Regions from separate parts of the Mus musculus genome. Here regions 1, 3 and 4 are each linked to region 2. Evidence: chromatin loops called from intact Hi-C (ENCODE). Cell type or tissue: heart. All regions are shown on one strand. Region 1 overlaps Cecr2 (CECR2, histone acetyl-lysine reader). Region 2 has its middle 49 kb from the start of 1700072O05Rik. Region 3 overlaps Cecr2 (CECR2, histone acetyl-lysine reader). Region 4 holds the start of Cecr2 (CECR2, histone acetyl-lysine reader).

Region 1 (5,000 bases), 70 kb after region 2:
GGGGATAGATTCTGTTTGTGTATAGGAACAAGTGCTGTCAGGGTGGGTATTAGACTTCAATAAAATTCTCTCTTATTGGTTTTTTCGAGGCAGGGTGTCTCTAAGAACTCTGGCTGTCTTGGAACTTGCTTTGTATACCAGGCTGGTCTTGAAGTCACAGAGATCACAGGTCATAGTAATTTAGTAAGTGAGACATATAGGATTGTATTTTCTTAAAAATACTGTCTCGTGGGCTGGAGAGATGGCTCAGCAGTTAAGAGCACTACAGACTACTCTTCCAGAGTTCAATTCCCAGCAACCACATGGTGACTCACAACCATCTGTAATGGGGATCCGATGCCCACTAAAGACATCGGCAGTGTACACACATATACATGAAATAAATAAATAAATCTAAAAAATACTGTCTCATTATACTTCGCTGCCCATAACTACTATGTAGATGTTAACCTCATTTTACAGATGTGTGGGGATTGGAAGTTTGGGGAGGTTGGTTGTGTGCACAGGATTTCTACCTAGGTTCAGGGCTTTTACTCCAAAATCTGTGTTGCTGTTGTCTTTTCACAGTTTTGTGGACGTTTTAATTATTTGTATTGAAGGCATGTCTAAGGGTTCTTGGCTCAAAAGATCTTTATTTTTTCATTAGGTATGTGTTTCATATATGGAGATCAGGACAAGCTGGAGTGTAGCTTCTTTTTTGTTTTTTTGAGACAGGGTTTCTCTGTGTAGCCCTGGCTGTCCTGGAACTCATTTTGTAGACCAGGCTGGCCTCGAACTCAAATCCACCTGCCTCTGCCTCCTGAGTGCTGGGATTAAAGACGTGCACCACCACGCCCGGCGGAGTGTAGCTTCTTACATGTTTGAAATATCTGGTGGCTTTATGTGTGTTCTGGGAATCTCAATCTAGCCTTTTAGGTTTCATGGCTAAAACTAACCCACTGAGCCATCCCGTCACCCTATATTTTATTTTGAGTCTTTTGAGACAGAGTTTCTCTGTATAGTCCTGGCTGTCCTGGATCTTGTCCCAGACTGGCCTTGAACTCCTATAGATCCACTTGCCTCTGCTTCCTGAGTACAATGGGACTAAAGGCGTGTGACTGTACTGCCTAGCTTTTTTGTTTTTGAGACAGGGTTGTTTTTACTCTGTAACTCAGGCTGTCTTAGAACTTGTTATAATTCTCTTGACTTAGCGTCTGGAATGCTGGGTTTTAAGTATGAGTCCCCTTGTCTGATATTTTTAAAATTTCTGAAGTAAGTGCAGAGAGTCAAGTTAATGTAATAATTCCTATTGACAAATGTTTATAAAGCATCTATGTGCTTGGCAGGGTACTAGCTCATGGAGATACAGCTATGTGTGTAACACAAAAATACTTGCTCTCTTGGTGGGTGAGATTCTTCAATGGATAAAGGAGTTTGCTGCCAACTGTGAGGACTTGAATTTTATCCCTTGAACCAAACATGATTAGGATGAGAGAACCAACCCCTTCAAGTTTTCCTCTGACCCCCACATGTGTTCCATGGCATACATATATTACACACACACATAGACACACACAAAGTTGTTACTATTTTCTGAGACAGGCTTTCTCTTTTTAGCCCTGGTTTTCTTGGAACTCACTCTGTAGAACAGGCTGGACTCTGCCTCCCAAGTAGTTGTTCTTAAGGGTTCCACCATGTCCAGCTAATACAAAATAAATTAATAAAAATTAAGTTTCAAAAGCACCTGCCCTCTTCTTAGTGGACAAATGATACAGTATGTCACAGGGTGTAAGAAATGAAGTCCAGGGAGGCTTGCACAGGGTCATGCTAAGGAATGGCTTCTTCAATTTAAGAGAGGGATAGAGATTGTATGTTGAGATAGCATTTGAATGGACCTGAGATAAATGACTTAGATTAGTTATTTAGAGATGGGTGGGGTAGTGAACACCTTTAATTTCAGCACTCTGGAGTAGAGGCAGGTGGATTTCTTTTGAATTCAAGGACAACCTGGGCTACACATACGTAGTAAGATCTAAGCCAGCCAGGACTATGAAAGACCCTGTCTCAAAAATAGAAACAAAACAATTTTTTAAAAATTACTATTTTTATGTGTATCTTTGTTTTGTCTGCATACAAATCTGTACCTTGTGCCCTTAGAGGCCAGAAGAGAAAGGATCCTCTGAGGTTGGAGTTACAGAAAGCTTCAAGCCACCATGTGCGTGCTAGGAATTGAACCTGGGTCCTGTGGAAGAGCAGCCAGTGCTGTTACCTACTAAGCTTCTCTCCAGCCTCAACCGAAAACACGAACTGTGTCCCTGGGGCTGACCACAACCTGTAGCTGTCATCCACACAGTTGTATATTGTTGGTCCACAGAAGATCCTTTTTAAAACTTCCTGCTTTCTACCTTTTGAAGAGTCAGAATCCTCTTTCTCTATAGAGGGATGAGGAGGACAGTTGCACAAGAGGAAATCCATGATGCATCTTGGGATCCTGAAGTGGAGGATGTCCTTTTGTAAAGGAGCTTTGGGAAAGCTCATCTTTCTGTTTTTTTCCAGCCTTTTAAAAAGAAAGGCTTTCTAGTTTCCTGGCCCCACCCCCATTTTTTTTTTTTCCTCCTTTTGTACCACTGGGAGCTTCAGAGAGTTGAGAATCTCCCACAGTTACAGAAGGGTTGGTCTCTCATCCATGAAGGACACTCCATTTTGGTTTGGTATTTGGCTTGCTTTGTAACTTCAGCTTTGCTTCATTTTCTGGAACACAGGAAAACGTAAAATCCAACTTGGGTAGTATAGGCCTTGATAACAGAGTCTAAAGGTGGACTTCCATGGGTGTTAAGGTTCCAGAATGAGAGTTGTGGCAGCAGAGGGTTGAAAGCCATCTTCTGTCCATGGAAGAGTCAAAACGTAGTGGTGTAGACAGCTGGACCTGCTGCCTCCTACTGGCCATGCCAGCTCTACTACCGCATTTCAAATCTGGAACACGTTTTCAAAAGGCATGAATCATGGCTCTCACTTGCCCTTGACACGAAGTGTCATCTTAGTAAGATTACTTTGGTAGCATGGGAATTTCAGACTAGATGATTGATTCCTGGCTTCTAGGAGGGACTTTCTAAGTGTGGCTAATACCATGGGTTAACTCAAAGCAACTCTCCATACTTTACAAGTTAGTTTTGTACCAGATAGAAGCTGCAGGTCCATACTTGCTTGGTATGTGTGTGAATTATGTGGATTTCTTTCTCTTTTCACTGCAAACTTGCTTCTAAATAAGCTTCTTTGACTGGAACTTTTTTTTTTTGGTTTTTTCGAGACAGGGTTTCTCTGTGTAGCCCTGGCTGTCCTGGAACTCACTCTGTAGACCAGGCTGGCCTTGAACTCAGAAAACCGCTTGCCTCTGCCTCCGAAGTGCTGGGATTAAAGGCGTGTGCCACCATGCCCGGCTGGCTGAAGCTTTTGAAGGTTGACATCTTCACTAATTCTGTTGTTCTCAAACTGAACTGATGTTATATGCGTGAGATTTGGAGGGATTCTGGAGAATGAGTGTCTTGAGTTATGTTATCTCCCACCCCCCATTTTTTAAAGACGGGGTTTGTCTGCAAAGAGCTGGCTGTCCTGGAACTAGCTCTGTGTATATCAGGCTGGTCTCAAACTCAGGTTTGTCTGCCTCTGCCTCCTAAATGCTAGGATTAAAGGTGTGCGCTACCACCTCCTGGCCACTTCAGGCAGGGCAAAAAGACAGAATCTCATTGTAGTTGATGCCAAACTATAACTTTGTGTAGTCTAGGTTGGCCTTTAGCTCCTGACAATCTTGGTGTTTCAAGTCCGGTAGACCAAGCTAGCCTCGATTCTGCCTGTCTTTCTACTTCCCCAGTCCTGGGATTAAAATCATGCACCCAGCTTCTGAAGGAAGTTGAAGTTGCTCCCTGTTACTGTACATGCCAAACAGAAATCTGGTAAACAGATACTTGGTTATCAATCCCTACTTCTTTCTTTTGTTGTTGTTGGTTTTTGTTTTTTCAAGACAGGGTTTCTCTGTGTAGCCCTGGCTGTCCTGGAACTCACTCTGTAGACCAGGCTGTCCTGGCCTCGAACTCAGAAATCTGCCTGCCTCTGCTCCCAAGTGCTGGAATTAAAGTCGTGTGCCACAACTGCCTGGCTTCTTCTTCCTTTTTATCTTTTCTATCTTTTTTTTTTTTTTCCCCTAGGATGGGCCTTTAAATTTCCTTCAAAACCATAGAGCCTCTGCCTCCTGAGTGCTGGGATTGAAGGCATGTGCCACTATACCTGGTGATGTGTTATTTTGGTTTGGAGGAAAGATGGTATTGTGATGGTGATTAAACTGGTCTTAGAGTTCTGTGGAGTGCTCTGAGTTTCTTGGAAGAAAGCTATAAAACAGGAAGTGCTATGATGGTGTATTCCTTTAATCCCAGGATTTAGGAGGCAGAAGCAGATGGATCTGTGTGAGTTTGAGGCCAGCCTAGTGTACAGAGTGAATTCCAGGACAGCCAGGAAAGCCTGTTTTGAAAAACAATAAAAGTAAGAAAGATATGAAACATTTTAAGATATGTTCACCTATGTATGGCTTTTGACACTTGTTTGTAGCCCCTCCCCTTCTCCCTTTCCCCTCCCCTCCCCTCCCCCTCCCTTTGCCCCCACACATTGGGCTGGAACCTGAAGATGGACATGCTAAGCCAGGCTCTCTCTGCCATGAGCCACACATCCAGCCTGCTGCACCTTCTTAACATTCTCTTTTAACTGAGTCTCAGTGGTTGACACCCTCCCTTGTTTTTTTCTTTCATTCCTTTGTTGTGCTCAACTCCTGATGTCTCTGGGCTTGTTCTGGGCACTGTGGAGGAGGGGTAGAATTTTGGGCCTGTATCGTGGTGCTAAACCCCAGACTTCATATAAGTAAACTGTGAAGTTCTGCAGCTTTTTTTTTTCCTCTCTCGCTGTTCTTTGAATTAATGTTGTTGTGTCCTGTGTCTTGTACTTCATTAGCTACACACAGGTTTCAAATGTAATTT
Region 2 (5,000 bases):
TGCCTGCTTAGTCATCAGGGAGTGGCACTATTTGAGAAGGATTAGGAGATGTGGCCTTTTGGAGAAAGTGTGCCCCTGGGAATGGGATTTAAGGTTTCAAAAGCCTATGCAAGGTCCAGTTGCTGCTCATTTTCTGTCTGTCTCTCCTTTTCTCTCTGCCTGTGGACCAAGATATAAAGGTCTCAGACACTTAGTGCAATGGTGTATGCCTTTAATTCTAACACTCAGGAGACAGAGGCAGTCAGATCTCTGTGAGCTCCAGGACAGCTAAGGCTACACAGTGAGATCCTATCTTGAAACTACTGCTCCAATACTTGTCTGTGTTGCTACCATGCTCCCCTGCTGTGATGAAAATGGTCTAAGCCTCTGAAACTTGTAAACAAGCCCCCAATTAAATGCTTCCTTTTATAAGACTTACTGGTGTCTCTTCACAGCAATAGAACAGTGACTGAGACACTAAGATAGCATCCTACTAACTGAGCCTCATCCCTAGCTAGAGTGACCTCTTTTTTTTTCTTTTCTTTCTTTTTTTTTTCTTTCCTTCCTTTTCTTTTTTTTTTTCTTTTTTTTTTTTCTTTTTTTGGTTTTTTTTAGACAGGGTTTCTCTGTGCAGCCCTGGCTGTCCTGGAACTCACTCTGTAGACCAGGCTGTCCTCGAACTCAGAAATCTGCCTGCTTCTGCCTCCCAAGTGCTAGGATTAAAGGCGTGCGCCATCACTACCCGTTGAGTGACCTCTTTTTTAGTAGATGAAATTAAGAGGGGTTGGATTTCAGAAATGCTTTTTTTCTTTTCTTTTCTTTTCTTTTCTTTTCTTTTCTTTTCTTTTCTTTTCTTTTCTTTCTTTTCTTTTCTTTTCTGTTCTTTCTCTCTCTCTCTTTCTGTCTTTCTGTCTTTCTTTCTTTCTTTCTTTCTTTCTTTCTTTCTTTCTTTCTTTCTTTCTTTCTTTCTGGGTGTGTGTACTAAGACAGAGTTTCTCTGTGTAGCCTTCGTTGTCACGGAGCTCACTCTGTCACTCTGTAGACCAAGCTGGACTCAAACTCAGAAATCCACCTGCCTCTGCCTCCCAACTGCTAGGACTAAAGGTGTGTACCACTGACTACTTGGCTGAAATGTGAAATGTTCTTTTTTTTTTTTTTCCTTTAAAAGTTGAGGTGTTGGGCCGGGTGTGGTGGCGCATGCTTTTAATCCCAGCACTTGGGAGGCAGAGGCAGGCAGATTTCTGAGTTTGAGGCCAGCCTGGTCTACAGAGTGAGTCCCAAGACAGTCAGGGCTACACAGAGAAACCCTGTCTCGAAAAAACCCCCCCAAAAAAGTTGGGGTGTTCATTCATTCGTTTTTCTACACTTATTTTGTGTATGCATATGCACACTCCATGTGTGTGAAGGTCAAGAGGACCACTTTTGGAAGTTGGTTCTTGCTACCATATGGGTTCCAGAGCTCAAACCCAGGTCATCAGGTTTGGCAGCAAACATCACTATGCACTGAGCAGTCTTGCCATTTCCAGAAATGATTTTTTTTGTTGGTTTGGTTTGGTTTGGTTTTGGTTTTGGTTTTTGAGATAGAGTTTCTCTGTGTAGCCCTGGCTTTCCTGGAACTCACTCTGTAGACCAAGCTGGCCTCGAACTTAGAAATCCACCTGCCTCTGCCTCCCAAGTGCTGGGATTAAAGGCATGTGCACCACTGCCCAGCCAGAAATGATCTTTTTCAAATAAAACTTTATTTGGGGGCTGGAAAAATGACTCAGGGATTAAGATCACTTGATCCTCTTCCAGAGAATCTGGGTTTTATTCCCAGCACCCATAGGGCAGTTGTCAGTCATCTGTTAACTCCATTTCCAGGGGATTGCATGACTTCTTGTCTCTGAAGGCAGCAGGCAGACATGTTGCACAGACATGCATGCATGCAGATAACATACACACATAACATTAAATTAAATTTAAAAATTTAAAAACTTTATTCAACAGACAAATATGAGGGATCAGCCACTAGGAATGCTCTTTGCTTTGTTTTAATTATTATTTTATTTTATGCACATGGGTGTTTTGCCTACATGTATGTCTGTGTACTTTGTATGCCTGCTGCCCTTGGAGTCCAGAAGGGGGCGCTGGATCCCCTGCTGGGAATCAGACCCAGCTCCTCTGCAAGAGTAGCCAGTGCTCTCAACCACTGAGCCATCCCTCCAGCACCAGGCTTGTATTTTTCTTTAGTTAATTCATTAATTTTTTTTCCAAGATAGGGTTTCTCTGTGTAGCCCTGGATGTTCTGGAACTCACTCTGTAGACCAGGCTGGCTTCGAACACATTGAGATCCGCCTGCATCTGCTGGGATTAAAGGCAGTGATGGCCACTGCTGGGCTTTTTCTTTAGCTTCTGTTTGGCTATTTCTTAGTTTCAGGGCTGAGGTGGAGTCCAGGGTCTCTGGCTTCGGGAGCCAGCCCTAAATCCTTTTGGCATTCACAACCTCTGTTCCCAGTGTGATCTTAGCCTCTCTCCCTTGCCCTGCTGTGAGCTAGTGTTCAGTCTCCTCCCACCGAGGTCACTACTTCCTGGAGAACTCTCCCTTCTGGGCCAGCTCAACACTAGGACTAGAATGTTCCCGCCACGCCACTCTCTCACATAGTGGGAATTAGTTCACTCCAAATCCTTGCCTGTTTTTCTAATTTCTTGGCTGTACAACTTGAGTCATCTTGTGTCAGGCACCAGTCACTTCCCTAGTAGGCAGCTCTTCCTGAACAACTGCTTCTATGGCTTCTGAATTCTCTTTCCTCCCTCCCACTCCCTGCTCAGATAAGGCTGTCCTGTAGCCCAGGCTGGCCTTGATCTCCTTGTAAAGCTGAGGCCTATCTTGAACACCCAATGTTCCTGCCACCACACCCAGTTTATTCTGAGATACAAAATGGAGCTTTGTAAATTGTGGGTGAGCATTCTACCAGCTGAGCTGTTCCCAGCTCAGGGCCTTGACTCCTGAGGGAGTTTCCAACATTGCATCCAGCCCAGGTCCTTCCTGTGTCCTCCAAAGTGCCCAGTGCCTTTTTCTTCCCCAGCTCCAGGCTCTTTGTCTCCTCATCTGGCCCCCTGGCTGGCTGTGGTAGCTTGTGTCTGCAGCCCCATGGGCTCTCACCTCCCTAATCTCTTTCCCACAGGCTGTCTTCCACAGCCAGTCTGTACAGCAGGAGCTGAAAGACAGGCTGACAATTATCTAATGACTGTACACAATGCAGACAGCCAATTAAAATATCCTTGACGGGACACCCCTTCACTTTGTTTAAAGCTGAACTCCAATGAGGCCTGCCCTTCACAAAATCTGCCACACCATCTAGAGGACAAGGTGACAATAACTGATGTTTATCTCACTAGCAAGTGACAATTTTAGCACGCTCGGATGCCTTATCTCCAAATAAAGGGTAACTAAATGCACCATGCAGCAAGCAAGCAAACAAAATCAAAAGAGCAACGGCGCGCACACACACTGCATTCTTATTGTTACTGTGTAACTTCAAACCAAAACCCAAGATCAAACAGCGATTACAGTCAAAGAAAAGAATAAAAAGAATTTACACATCTCTAATTGTTTTGTTCCAGGGATCAAACCCAGAGTTTGATGCATGGTGGGCAAGTAGAGATGATGTATCTGCATCACTACCCCCACCCCTGTTTGCAGTTTATTTTGACTTTTTGTATTTCCCAGGCTGGTCTGGAGCTCACTGTTTGACAAAGAATGGCTTTGAAATACCGCACTTCCCGCCTTCCCTTCTGAAGTGTTAAGATAACAGGTGTGGGGCCACCAGAATGTCCAGTTGTTAAAAATTATGTACCTAGCTGGGTGGTGGTGGCAAATGCCTTTAATCCCAGCACTCCAGAGGCAGAGACAGGAGGATCTCTGTAAGTTTAGAGGCCAGCCTGGTCTACAGAGTGAGTTTCAAAATAGTCAGGGCAACACAGAGAAACCCTGACTCAAAAAACCTAAATAAATAATTAACCTACATAAATTAATAAATTATTAATTAATGAAATTAATAAATTAAAAAGTATCTCTTACAGCAGTACTAGGAATTAAAAGCAGGGCAGGGCGTCACACGCACCAGGCAAGCACCCTATCTCTGCCCCTATGCCCAGCTGGCTTGTTTGTTTGTGATAGGATATCAAATAGTGCAAGCTGGTCTGGAACTCAGTATGTATTAAAAGATGACCTTGCATTCCTCATCCTCCTGCCTCAACCTCTCCAATACTGGAATTTCAGGCATGTACCTCACATGTGTGTGTGTGTGTGTGTGTGTTTGTCTATGTGTGTGTGTGTGTGTGTGTGTGTCTATGTGTGTGTGTGTGTGTCTGTGTGTGTGTGTGTCTGTGTGTGTGTTTTGCCTGATTGTATGTCTGTACCATGTGCATGCCTGGTACCTGAGGACTCCAGAAGAGGATATTGGATCCCTTGGAACTGGATTTACAATTGTGAGCCGCCACGTAGGTGCCGGGAAGGTGGAAGAGCAGCAGCGTCTCTAAACTCCTGAGCTACCATAGTGGGTTGGATAAGAATGGCCCTCATAGGTTCGTAGGTTTGAATACTTAGGGATTGGGAGGTTTGGCCTTGTAGGAGTAGGTCTGACTTTGTAGGAGGAAGTGTATCACTAGGGATAGATAGCCTTTGAAGTTTCAAAAGCCCAAGCCATACCCACTGTCTCTCTCATCCTGCTGACTACAGGTCCCCATAAAGAACTCTCAGACTCTTAGCCAGCCCCAGGTCTGCCTGCATTCAGCCATGTTCCCCCCACCCCCCATCGTGGACTACAGCTCTGAAACTGTAATAAGTAACAATTAAATGCTTTCTTTTATGAGAGTTGCCTTCTCTTGATGTCTCTTCACAGTAATAGAACACTGAGGTAGCCATTTCTTCATCCACATCTTTTTTTTTTTTTTGAGGAAGAGTCTCTCTCGCTTCTGCTGCTACACTTTGTACTTCAGGCTGGAGCTTCTCCAGTCTCCTTCCATCTCTTGCAGAATTG
Region 3 (5,000 bases), 130 kb after region 2:
ATTGGCATGCCTGAAATACAATAGCAAAGAGTTTTTTACTAAAAATACAAAGGAATTACTCTATAGCCTCTGCCACAAGACTGGTGAAAAATACTATGATTGGAACATGGAGAAATTCCAGATAAGAACCTTTTCAGTTCCACAGACTATTGAATACAGTAGCTTTGAGTACTTTTTCCTGTTAGGATTATTAATCTGCCTCAACGGTCCATAATCCCATGGCAGAATCTTAGTATGATGCAAAGTAAGGCCTTCAAAGTGCCTCGTACATAAGCGGTGGCCTCCTTCCTGTGGCCTCGTGAGCGAGTGATGCTCTGGCTTTATTGCGACTTCCTTACTGTTATGAACACCATTTGTTGCTAGGAAGGTGTTAGGTTGTTTTTAATAAATGTCAGTTTTCTCTGATTCCACATAAATTCTTATGGAAGAGAAGTCACTCTATTCCCCGTTTCTTCTATTTTGCATAATCCATTTTTATATCCTTATGGCAGAAAACACTGTAATTACTAATAGCAGAAATGATATTAGTTGTTAGTACTATGCCAGAACATTTCTATTTAATGATACTGTTTCTTAGGGAAAGTGAAAGGCAAAAAAATGTCTCAAATGTTCCTGGAAAAACAGGCAAAAGAAGAGGAAGGCCTCCAAAGCGAAAAAAGCTACAGGAGGAGATTATATCCAGGTAAGAAATCTCATTGCTCCATTTTCATAGACTCTCTCATACTAGAAGGTACCTTAGTTTCCCCTCATCTTTATTATTTTTACTTGTGCATAGAGAGGACATAGGTCATAGCTTACAGAGACCTGAGTCAGAGTCCACATGAAATTATCAAGCAGCCCTGTTTGTATGACCTCTATCTATCAGGTTATCTGCTTGAGCCTCTTACTTTATTTGGATGATAGTTGTTCATTTGGTGAGTATTAAACTGCACAGGACAGTACATGGCAATACAAGAAGATGAAGGCTGTGCTTGACCCATAGTATTTGATAAACATTCCTTTTAGTGTATATTTCAAAATGTGTTATACCACTAGAAAATGGGGTAAATTTGTTCTGGGGTTACTTGTGAGCTATGGATATAGTGAATTGATAGAATATACAAGGATTTGGGTTACAGATTTAGGTGGGGTATTTGTTTTTGGTTTTTTGGTTTTGTTTTGTTTTAAACGTCAGTGTCTATCTCTATTGCCCTGGCTATCCTGGTACTTGTTCTGTTGACCAGGCTGGCCTTGAAGCACCTACCTCTGTCTCCTTAGTACTGGGATTAAAGGTGTATGCCATCACCATCTGGCTTAGTTCTTCCACTGTAGTAAAGAAGGTGCTTGAACATGTACATTCACAATGACAAAATATATATAAAATATTTTATATGTCATTACTTTTTAGGGAGGTCTACTATTTTTGTGTGAGTATGAGGTTGCGTGGACATGTGGAGGTCAGAACTTGATGTTGGTGTCCTCCTTGATCATGGTTGTCTTTCCTAACACTTCGATTACATGTGCACCACCGTGCCTGGGTACCTGGCCATCTTAGCGTTTCTCTTGTCGTGATGAAACAACATAACCAAAAAGCAAATTGGGGAGAGAAGGGTTCATTTGGCTTACACTTTGATGCCACAGTTCATTGAAGGAAGTCAGGACAGAACCTCAAACAGTGCAGGAACCTGAAGGCAGGAGCTGATGCAGATGCCATAGAGGCATGCTGCTTACTGCCTTGCTTCACGTGGCTTGACCAGCTGTTTTCTTTCTTTTTAAAAAAAAAAAAGTAGCCGGGGGTGCGTGGTGGCACGTGCCTTTAATCCCAGCACTCAGGAGGCAGAGGCAGGCGGATTTCTGAGTTCGAGGCCAACCTGGTCTACAAAATGAGTTCCAGGACAGCCAGGGCTACACCGAAAAACCAAAAAAAAAAAAAAAAAAGTTTATCTGCTTATTCTTTTGTACATATTTAGTGTTTGTCTTTTATGTATGTCTGTGTGAGGGAGTTGTATCCACTGGACCTTGAGTTACAGACAGTTGTGAGCTATCCTATGTGGGTGCTGGGAACTGACCCCAGGTTCTCTGGAGCTCCCCAGCCTACATTCTTTCTTTCTTTTTCTTTCTTTTTTTCTGCCCCCCCACCCCACACACACACAGCTCATCATCCCATTTCTCCTCCACCCTGTCTCCAACAAAATGCCTCCACCCGCACCTCACCGCCACCTCCACCCTTCTGCCAGGCCTCCCCACCCCCTAGGGCCTCAAGTCTCTCCAGCTAGGTTAGGCACATCATCTCTCATTGAGGCCAGACCAGGCAGTCCTCTGCTGTATATGTATATATAACTGCCTCGGATCAGCTAATTATTCCTGTCAAAAAGAACTGCAGGGACAAAAATGGAGGAGAGACTGAGGGAAAGGAGGTCCTTTGAGGGGCAAAGGCAGGAGGATCCTAAGTTCCAGACTAGCCTGAACTACATAGCAAGGTTGTAATAACAAGAAGGTGGTAATGGGAAGAATTCTTAGAAATCACATGGCTAGGCTAGTATGTAAGATCTGTTAAATTTAAGATTACAACTGCCTGGTCCTTCTTCCTTTTGGAAAGTGTCTGTACTCACTTGTGATCTATATATTGAGCATTTGTTTAAGGATTTCCTGAGAAGTCCACACATTCTTCTATAGTCAGAAATCTGTTTTATACCTATCTTAATGTTGGGGATATAGAACCATTGTACCATTGTATTGGTACACATGGGCTTATACTACCCTCTACTGGCAAGTGACAGTCTTGAGCAGAGGCAGTTCAGTTTCATAGTCCATCTTCCTAAGGGTGTAACTGTAAGCTTCCTTTCTAGTGTAGCCCAGAACCACAGCGAGAGAGCACCAGAATCGCAACTGTCATTTCCCTTTTCATTGTGGTGCTACCATAACCTTGATACTTGGCTCTCAGCACTCCCGTTCTCTGCAGCAAGCCCACCATCCATTCTAGTTTTATTTCTCTTTAGAATTATTCTTCCTAACTTTGAACTCTGACAGACTCCAGTCCTAGCCACCATTATGTTTACTGGATCCACACCTGCAAGAAAGACAAACAATTTGGGCATGTGAGTGTTTTAATTATTTTCTCTTTTTTCTTGTTTTTCAGTGAAAAGCAGGAAGAAAACTCCTTGACATCTGACCTACAGACAAGAAATGGTAATGATATTTGTTGCTGTCTCTCAGCATGATTCATACATATATTACAGTCATACATTGTATTAGGATGATTCCAACTGCCTCCAGCTTGTTGCTCCCTGTTTCATCCTTTCCCCTGCCATCCATCTCAGACACTTAAGATGAGAACTAGTTCTGTTCTGTCACCTGCCACAGTATATGCCACAGACATTTGCGTAGACAAGCAGTTAGGGACCTGGAAAGGATTGAATGCATGCATGTTTGTATATACATACACACATAAATGCATTATTAGATTTTAGTTTTTTGAGTCAAGGTTTCTCTGTGTGTAGCCCTGGCTTTCTTCGAACTGACTCTATAGACCAGCTTGACACCTGCCTTTGCCTTCCAAGTGCTGCGATTAAAGGAATATGCCACACCTCACCTTGATTAGATCTTAATTCTGTATCCAAAAGTTTTAAATTTGGAAGGAAATAGCCAATTTGTACACAATCTCAGTTTCAAAACCATTTTTCTAGAAAAATAATATATTTTTAACCATTTCTAGAATGTTAAATTTTTCTTTAAATCACAATAAGAGGGGTTTTGTTGTTGTTTTGGGTTTTTCCTTGTTTGTTTTTGCTAGGCATTTGTCTGGTTACAAACAATGATAATAATAGGAAAACTAAAAGTATAATAATCACAGCACTTTGAGGCAGAGGTAGGCAAGTTTAAGGCCAGTCTAGTCTATAATGAGACCCCACCCCCCCAAAAAAAAAGTATATATTATTTTCTAGACACTGGGTGAAGTGCTTGTAATCCCAATGCTTTTGGGGCTGAGGCAGGAGGTTTACTTAGTCTCTGGAGTTCAACACTTTCATAGGCAACATATTGAGGTCCTATTCTATGAAAGAAAAGAGCGTGCTATCAGACTTGAGAAGATTAGCAGCTCCTTTTTTATGATTCCTCTGTTTGAGTCATGACCCAGGGTAATAGGAACAAAAGTCTAGTGTAGGCTCTATTTTAGTGAATCCATCCATTTTCTGTAGGATCCCGAGGGCCAGGCCAAGGTACTTGGTGGCTCCTGTGTCAAACAGAAGAAGAATGGAGACAGGTCACTGAGAGCTTCCGAGAGCGGACCTCTCTCCGAGAGCGGCAACTCTACAAGCTCCTTAGCGAGGACTTCCTGCCTGAAATTTGCAACATGATTGCCCAGAAGGTAGGTCCTGCCTACTGCTCAGGCCCATGCTGTTCCTTCCTGATAGGACTGGGTGTTAATGTAGGAGCTGTGTGGACCTGCTTTCCCTATCCTGGTGTCATTTATGATGTTTCTAAGTCCATGGCTAATGCCTGCAGTCTTTACAATGGCTTTTTGCAAACTGGAACCAGCTTTCTTGTTTTCCTATTACTTTTACTAGAAAACTTGGCCCAAGTTTGCTCTCTCCCACACTCCAAGAAAAATGATCGTTTTAGGAATTAACCTATTTCGCCCTCACAATGTCAGCCTTTGAACATTTGTCCCTATAGACCTGTGAAAGTTCCTCACCTGACTACACCTGAGCTGTTTTGTAGTTTCTCTGACCTGAGTGTAAACTTTACGAACTATATTTCAGTCTACATACACCCTATACATGACATTTTCAAGTAAATAACTTTGTGCCCCCCTTTTCATGTTTTGGATGTTATTCAAAATTGTGGCTCGGGGGTTAGAAGTGCATGCATGTTGCTTTTGCAGAGAACCCAAATTCAATTCAGTTCCCAGCACCCATGTTTGGTGACTCAAAACTATTTGTAGTTCGAGCTCTAGGCTCATACTGAACTCTGTGAGTACTTACACTCATGTGCACTCTATCTTTGTCTGTGTCAATCCCCCC
Region 4 (5,000 bases), 62 kb after region 2:
TGTCTGAAGAGAGCGACAGTGTACTTGCATAAAACAAATAAATCTTAAAAAAAAAAAAGAAAGAAAAGAAAAGGAAACAGATTCTCATGTAATCTAAACTAGTCTTTGGTTTTGTGTAGTGGAGGCTAGACTTAAACTTGTGATTCTTGGGCCTCTACCTCCCGAGTGCTTTTTTTTCTTTCTTTTTTTTTTAAATTAAAAAAAAATTTTTTTTTCTCTTTTGGTGTTTTGGAGACAGGGTTTCTCTGTATAGCTCTGGCTGCCCTAGAACTCACTCTGTACTCTGTAGACCAGGCTGGCCTTGAACTCAGAAATCTGCCACCTCTGCCTCCCAAGTGCTGGGATTAAAGGCGTGTGCCACCACTGCCCGGCATGCTTTTGTTTTCTATGTGTGTGGGTGTGCATGTGTGCCAAGATGGTGTTTGATTCTCTTTCTTCTACCAAGTGGGGTCAGGGGCTCAAACTCAAGTTGTCAGGACTAATTTCCCCTTTAATGGAAAATACCCAGGGAGAAGAGGTTATGAAATGGAAGCTGTAGAGAGAATAAAAGAATTATTTCCAGGTAGCCTCAGCATCACTGGAGGTTAAAGGCACTGCTCAAGAGTAGAAAAGAACAAGAGTGAGACATGGTATAGGGAAGACTTAGCTAACTCTGGTGATCTGAGAGAGAATGGGCTAGGTTGGAACAAATCAAGAGCAAAAGGAACAATCCAAACAGGTGACAATTGTTTTAAGAATTCCCATACTTGCATTCCCACAGGGGTCCTTATTCTAGATTCCAAGTTAGTCCAGGAGACAGGTCTGAAGCAGGTAGGCATAGGGAAAGGCAAAACTAGTGTTCGGAGCCGAGTCAAGGATCCAGGGCTGCCAAGTCCAGGAAGTGGCTGTTCAACAGTAGCCAGTCTAATCCAATGGTCGGACCTAAGAACCGTCGGACCAGAGCCAGACTGAAACAGAGTTGCATATTGGTAATAGTCAATGGCTGGTGTCACACTAACCCATATGGGACATTCAAGCAGACACAGGCCTCTGAGGCAAATCCATTCAGAGGAAGGAGGTCCCGATCATCTTGACCCCCTTTAAGGGGCAGAAGTACAGCACTTCCAGGCTCCCAACACCTTTCATTTCCAGGACTTTTGGCAGCATGAGAATAAGCAGAGGGAGAAGTTACAATGGGGGTGAGTAGTGGGTATAACGAGCACTCAATATCACAGTGATTAAGAAGGAGCCAAATCTCTCTTATCTTTCTGCTTTCTGGTATTGTTAATTATTATTAGGCTATAGTAATGACAACTGAGATGCCAGCTAAGAAGGTTAGATAATGATAAAAGATAAAGATGGAAGTGAGTGATAGGAGGATCAGGGAGACCAGGGAGGAAGGATCAAACAAACAGTCAGAACATAATGGCTTTGACACAAGTATGTTAAGAAACGCCACAGCACCCAGAGTGTCTGTAACCCCAGCACCCAGCAAGTGCAGGAAGGATTGGTTCAAGGTGCAGAGAGCTTGTTGCTCCCTAGTCTGGGCTTCATGCAACCCTTTTCAAAGGAAAATGGTGTGATACATGAAGAGCACAGCAGTTCAGGGCAAGTCAAACATGGAGGCTCCAGCCTGGGCTACAGACTCACAAAAAAGTTCCACGGAGCCCTCCTGTATCCCTCCACCCCCATTCATGAGGTATCTACAGAGTAGCTGCGTTTTGAAAACATTCAAAAACAAACTTTAAAAATAAAAATGGGATAGATAGCGTGTAGGGGTTGCTAACTCTCACCTACAGGGCAGTGTGAGGGAAGATGAAGTATCTTAAGGTTAGTTGGCTCACAAAAGGCACACTTGGATATATAACTTAAGGATTTTAGTGTTTTTAAGTGCTGCCTTACAAAGACACAAGAGGTTAGTTATTAAAGTAATTAGAATAGGTGAGGGAGGAGGAACGAGCCAGGCCTCCCACTTACACATCTATCTCACAAACTCGCTCCCTATTATTCTTTCCAGGGTTGTACCTATCTAAACAGCCGAATTTGAGTGCACCTAAGGGGCGGTGTTTCTGGCGAGGTGGACTAAAGAAGCAGCCAGGACTCTTAGAGTAGAACTGCTCAAGCGCAAATGACCAATACAAATAGGCGCTACTACAACGTAGTTTTTCCAAACTTCTGGGCTATTTCGGGGGTGATTTTTTCCCCTTCCGGTTTAGACAGAATTCCACCGTCCTAAATAGCAGTTAACTTTTCTAAAGTCCGAGCACCTTCCTCTCGGAGCGTATTCCCGCAGCCCGGGCAGGTCTCCACCCCCACCCGGACACACGTCCTTAGTCTCCAGGCTCTTCCCCATCCCCCAGCCTCCCAGCCACATTGTGAGCACTCGCGCCCGCAGCAGCCGCGCTCCGCTCCGGCGAGGGCAGTCAGAGGGCTCAAAGCCAGTCTCCTCCAGGGCGGCTGCACGTGTCCGTTCCCTGGGGTGGGGGAAATTGCTCTTCCCGCTAGGCTGCTGATTGGTGCCTCCCCCCTACTCCACCCTTCCCGCCACACTCTACCCCTCCATCCTACTCGGTTCCAGCCGAACCAGCCCCACCACCTTCTTCCCTTGGAGAAGCGAGGCACTTTAGCGCTCCCTTAAGTCCCGTTCTCAGATAGGCTAATAATAGTAATAATAATAAAAATAAAAAAGCGCTAAAGAACAGGTGGAAAGCGCGTCGTTTCCCCGGGCCTCCGGTTTCCAGCGTGGACGTCCCACTCGCTCTGTCCCGCGCCACCCTCCACAGCAGTAATAACTGAAATCCCACACGTGCGCACTCCCGGAGCGAGTCCCCAGCAAGAGCACCACCCCGCGGGCCCTTTAAAAGGACTCGACCACTGAGGCCACGTGGGGGTGGGAGAGACCCTTATTGTCTTCCGTCACCAAAGTCGCCGAACTCCCCGGCCCCAAACACCTGCACGGCAGAGCGCGGCTCCCACCCGCCCGGCCGCCCGCGGGCTGCGCGCGGGCCCCTCCGCGTCACGGGCGGCCCCTCCCCGGGCGCGGCTCGCCCGCTCCCCCTCCCCCGCCCTCGGTGCAGCTGTCCGCGCAGGGGTGGGGGCGGGGTTGTTGTTGTGGTGCGCGCCGGCCCCGCCCCCTCCTCGTGGGCGGCCCCTCCTCCCAGGTTTCTGCCGGGCCCCCTCCCCACCCCCAGCCCCATCTGTTTTCCTCAGCGCTGAGTGGATTATATTGTATGGGATTGGGGGCGGCCGCACGGCCGCGGCGGGACGGGGCGAGCGCGCGGCCCCCGCCGGCTGCCCGAGCAGCGGCCGCTTGAGCGAGTCGGACCGCCGCCCCCCGCCCGGCCGCGCCTCCGCTTGAGCTCACGCCGAGCGGCGGGAGCCGCCGCGCGCTGAGTGAGAGGCGCTGCCGGCGGCCGGAGTCCGAGCGAGCGAGCGAGAGCGAGTGAGCGAGCGCGGCGGGGAGATGTGCCCGGAGGAAGGCGGCGCGGCCGGGCTGGGCGAGCTCCGCTCCTGGTGGGAAGTCCCGGCCATCGCGCACTTCTGCTCGCTCTTTCGCACGGCGTTCCGCCTGCCCGACTTCGAGATCGAGGTGAGTAGCCGGCGCTGCGCCCTTTCTCCGCGCTTCTCTGCGGGGAGTCGCGGGCCGCCGACTTGGCGCGGAGTGCGGGCGGCGAGGGGGCTCGGCGGCGGGCACGAGGCTGGCGGCCGGCACGGGCTCCCCGTGGCCCCGCGCGCTCTCGCCGGCGGGGGTCGAGCCTGCTTTTGTCGGCGCGGGACCCCGGGGCTCTCCCGGGACTTCTCGGCCGGTCTGAGGGCGAGAGTGCGCGCGCGCTCCCCGCTGGAGCCTCGGAGGCGGCGAGCAGCTGCTCAGGCGGGGACCGGGACGCGATGCGGGCTCACGCGCCGGGGGCCACAGCGGCGGGGCGGGAGCGGCCTCGGGCAGGGGCGGCGTTGCTCGGGAGACGCTCGCCCGGGTCGCACTTGGCGGACTTGCGGAGGCCCGTAACTCTCGGGCGCTTCGAGTCAACTTCGGGCGGGCGCAGATGGGGCCTGGGCTTGGGGCGTTCTCCTTGTGGGACCGCCCGTCGCTCACCGTCGCTCGGGACGCCGAGACTGTGGAGGGAAAGTTTGGGCCCCCCTCCCTTTTAAAACAGCTCCTCTACGGAGGAAGGCGCAGCCGTCCGTATTCCGGGAGCTCTCTCTCTGAGTTGATTTCGCCACCATTATTCCCCCGGGCGAGCGAGGAGGAAAGGAATGGCTTTCTGGCCAGGCCGAAGGTGCTTTCAAGACCCGAGGCTTTGTGATAACTGGACTAAAATCCGAGGGTCCTAATGACAAGGACGGTGGCGGGAGTGTGGGAAACGGAATGTATAAGATGGTCCGAAGCAGCATCCTGGCATTTATTTTTGGAAGGAATTGTGAAATACTGATTGGTTGGCAGGTTGAGTTGCTTTTTTTCCTGTCTGTAGGGACTTAATCACCCTTTTTTTTTTTTTTTTTCTTCCTTGGGACAAAGGTACAAGAAACTGTTGTTGGTCAGTTACTGTTTTCAGTTTTGTGACTGCCTTTACAATGGAAGTAATCAAAATTAAAGTAATTTATTTGGGAAGTCTGACCGTTGTGGTTGCCTCTTCACCCCCCCCCCCCCCGAATCTTGATTTTAATTTGTTGACTCTTGAGGTCTTCGCACACCTTTATTTTTTAAAGTCCGTTGTGTTTGCAGAAATATCACTTGCTTCTATGAATGAAGCGTGGGAATTTCCTCGTGTTGCAAAGTTAACGAAATTGGAAATCTAAACCGATTACAAGGGGTGTAGGTTAGGAAGGTGAAGAGGAATGTGGACTGAAGTTGGGGCCATTCGATGGCTTTTGGAGGGACTTTAAAACAAAGTGAAAAGGTTGGTAGGATTTTCCAGGTCGTGGGCTTCTCCAGGCTTTAGGAAAATGAAACTTGGCAATTAAACGCAACTCAAAGCGTTTATTTACAAAGTTTGAACAGGAGTGTAAGGACCATTTTTGTG

The links. Hi-C counts contacts between places; a loop is a spot of excess contacts. Peaks named below come from ENCODE experiments on the same cell type or tissue, not always from the same donor. Only the 100,000 strongest peaks of a DNase experiment are listed, where the experiment ranks them.
Region 1: it touches region 2 in a loop (2.1-fold over the local background); 10 of 42 quality-filtered maps call a loop at or near these places.
Region 3: it touches region 2 in a loop (7-fold over the local background); 10 of 42 quality-filtered maps call a loop at or near these places.
Region 4: a loop joins it to region 2, with 2.4 times the contacts of the local background. A loop is called at or near these places in 11 of 42 quality-filtered maps.

The regions. Positions count from the first base shown.
Region 1 is chr6:120,671,393-120,676,392 of GRCm38, forward strand. All of the region lies in intron 1 of Cecr2 (CECR2, histone acetyl-lysine reader), which reads left to right. Among named protein-coding and RNA genes, the nearest start is that of Cecr2, 7.6 kb to the left of the region's middle. In heart, CTCF peaks have their summits at 2,931 (motif pointing left) and 3,695 (motif pointing left); no DNase peak of the experiment used is centred here.
Region 2 is chr6:120,601,552-120,606,551 of GRCm38, forward strand. No RefSeq gene overlaps it. Among named protein-coding and RNA genes, the nearest start is that of 1700072O05Rik, 49 kb to the left of the region's middle. In heart, a CTCF peak has its summit at 2,104 (motif pointing right); a DNase peak (open chromatin) is centred at 2,560; H3K27ac peaks cover 1,151 bases.
Region 3 is chr6:120,733,981-120,738,980 of GRCm38, forward strand. Cecr2 (CECR2, histone acetyl-lysine reader) reads left to right here. Exons shown (of 19, transcript NM_001368706.1): 5 at 578-682; 6 at 3,119-3,168; 7 at 4,176-4,345. Among named protein-coding and RNA genes, the nearest start is that of Slc25a18, 37 kb to the right of the region's middle. In heart, CTCF peaks have their summits at 2,739 (motif pointing left) and 2,942; no DNase peak of the experiment used is centred here.
Region 4 is chr6:120,663,140-120,668,139 of GRCm38, forward strand. It overlaps Cecr2 (CECR2, histone acetyl-lysine reader), which reads left to right and starts at 3,175. Exons shown (of 19, transcript NM_001368706.1): 1 at 3,175-3,568. The coding sequence starts at 3,443. In heart, a CTCF peak has its summit at 2,815; DNase peaks (open chromatin) are centred at 2,452, 2,962, 3,112 and 4,062; H3K4me3 peaks cover 3,662 bases; H3K27ac peaks cover 3,018 bases; H3K27me3 peaks cover 278 bases.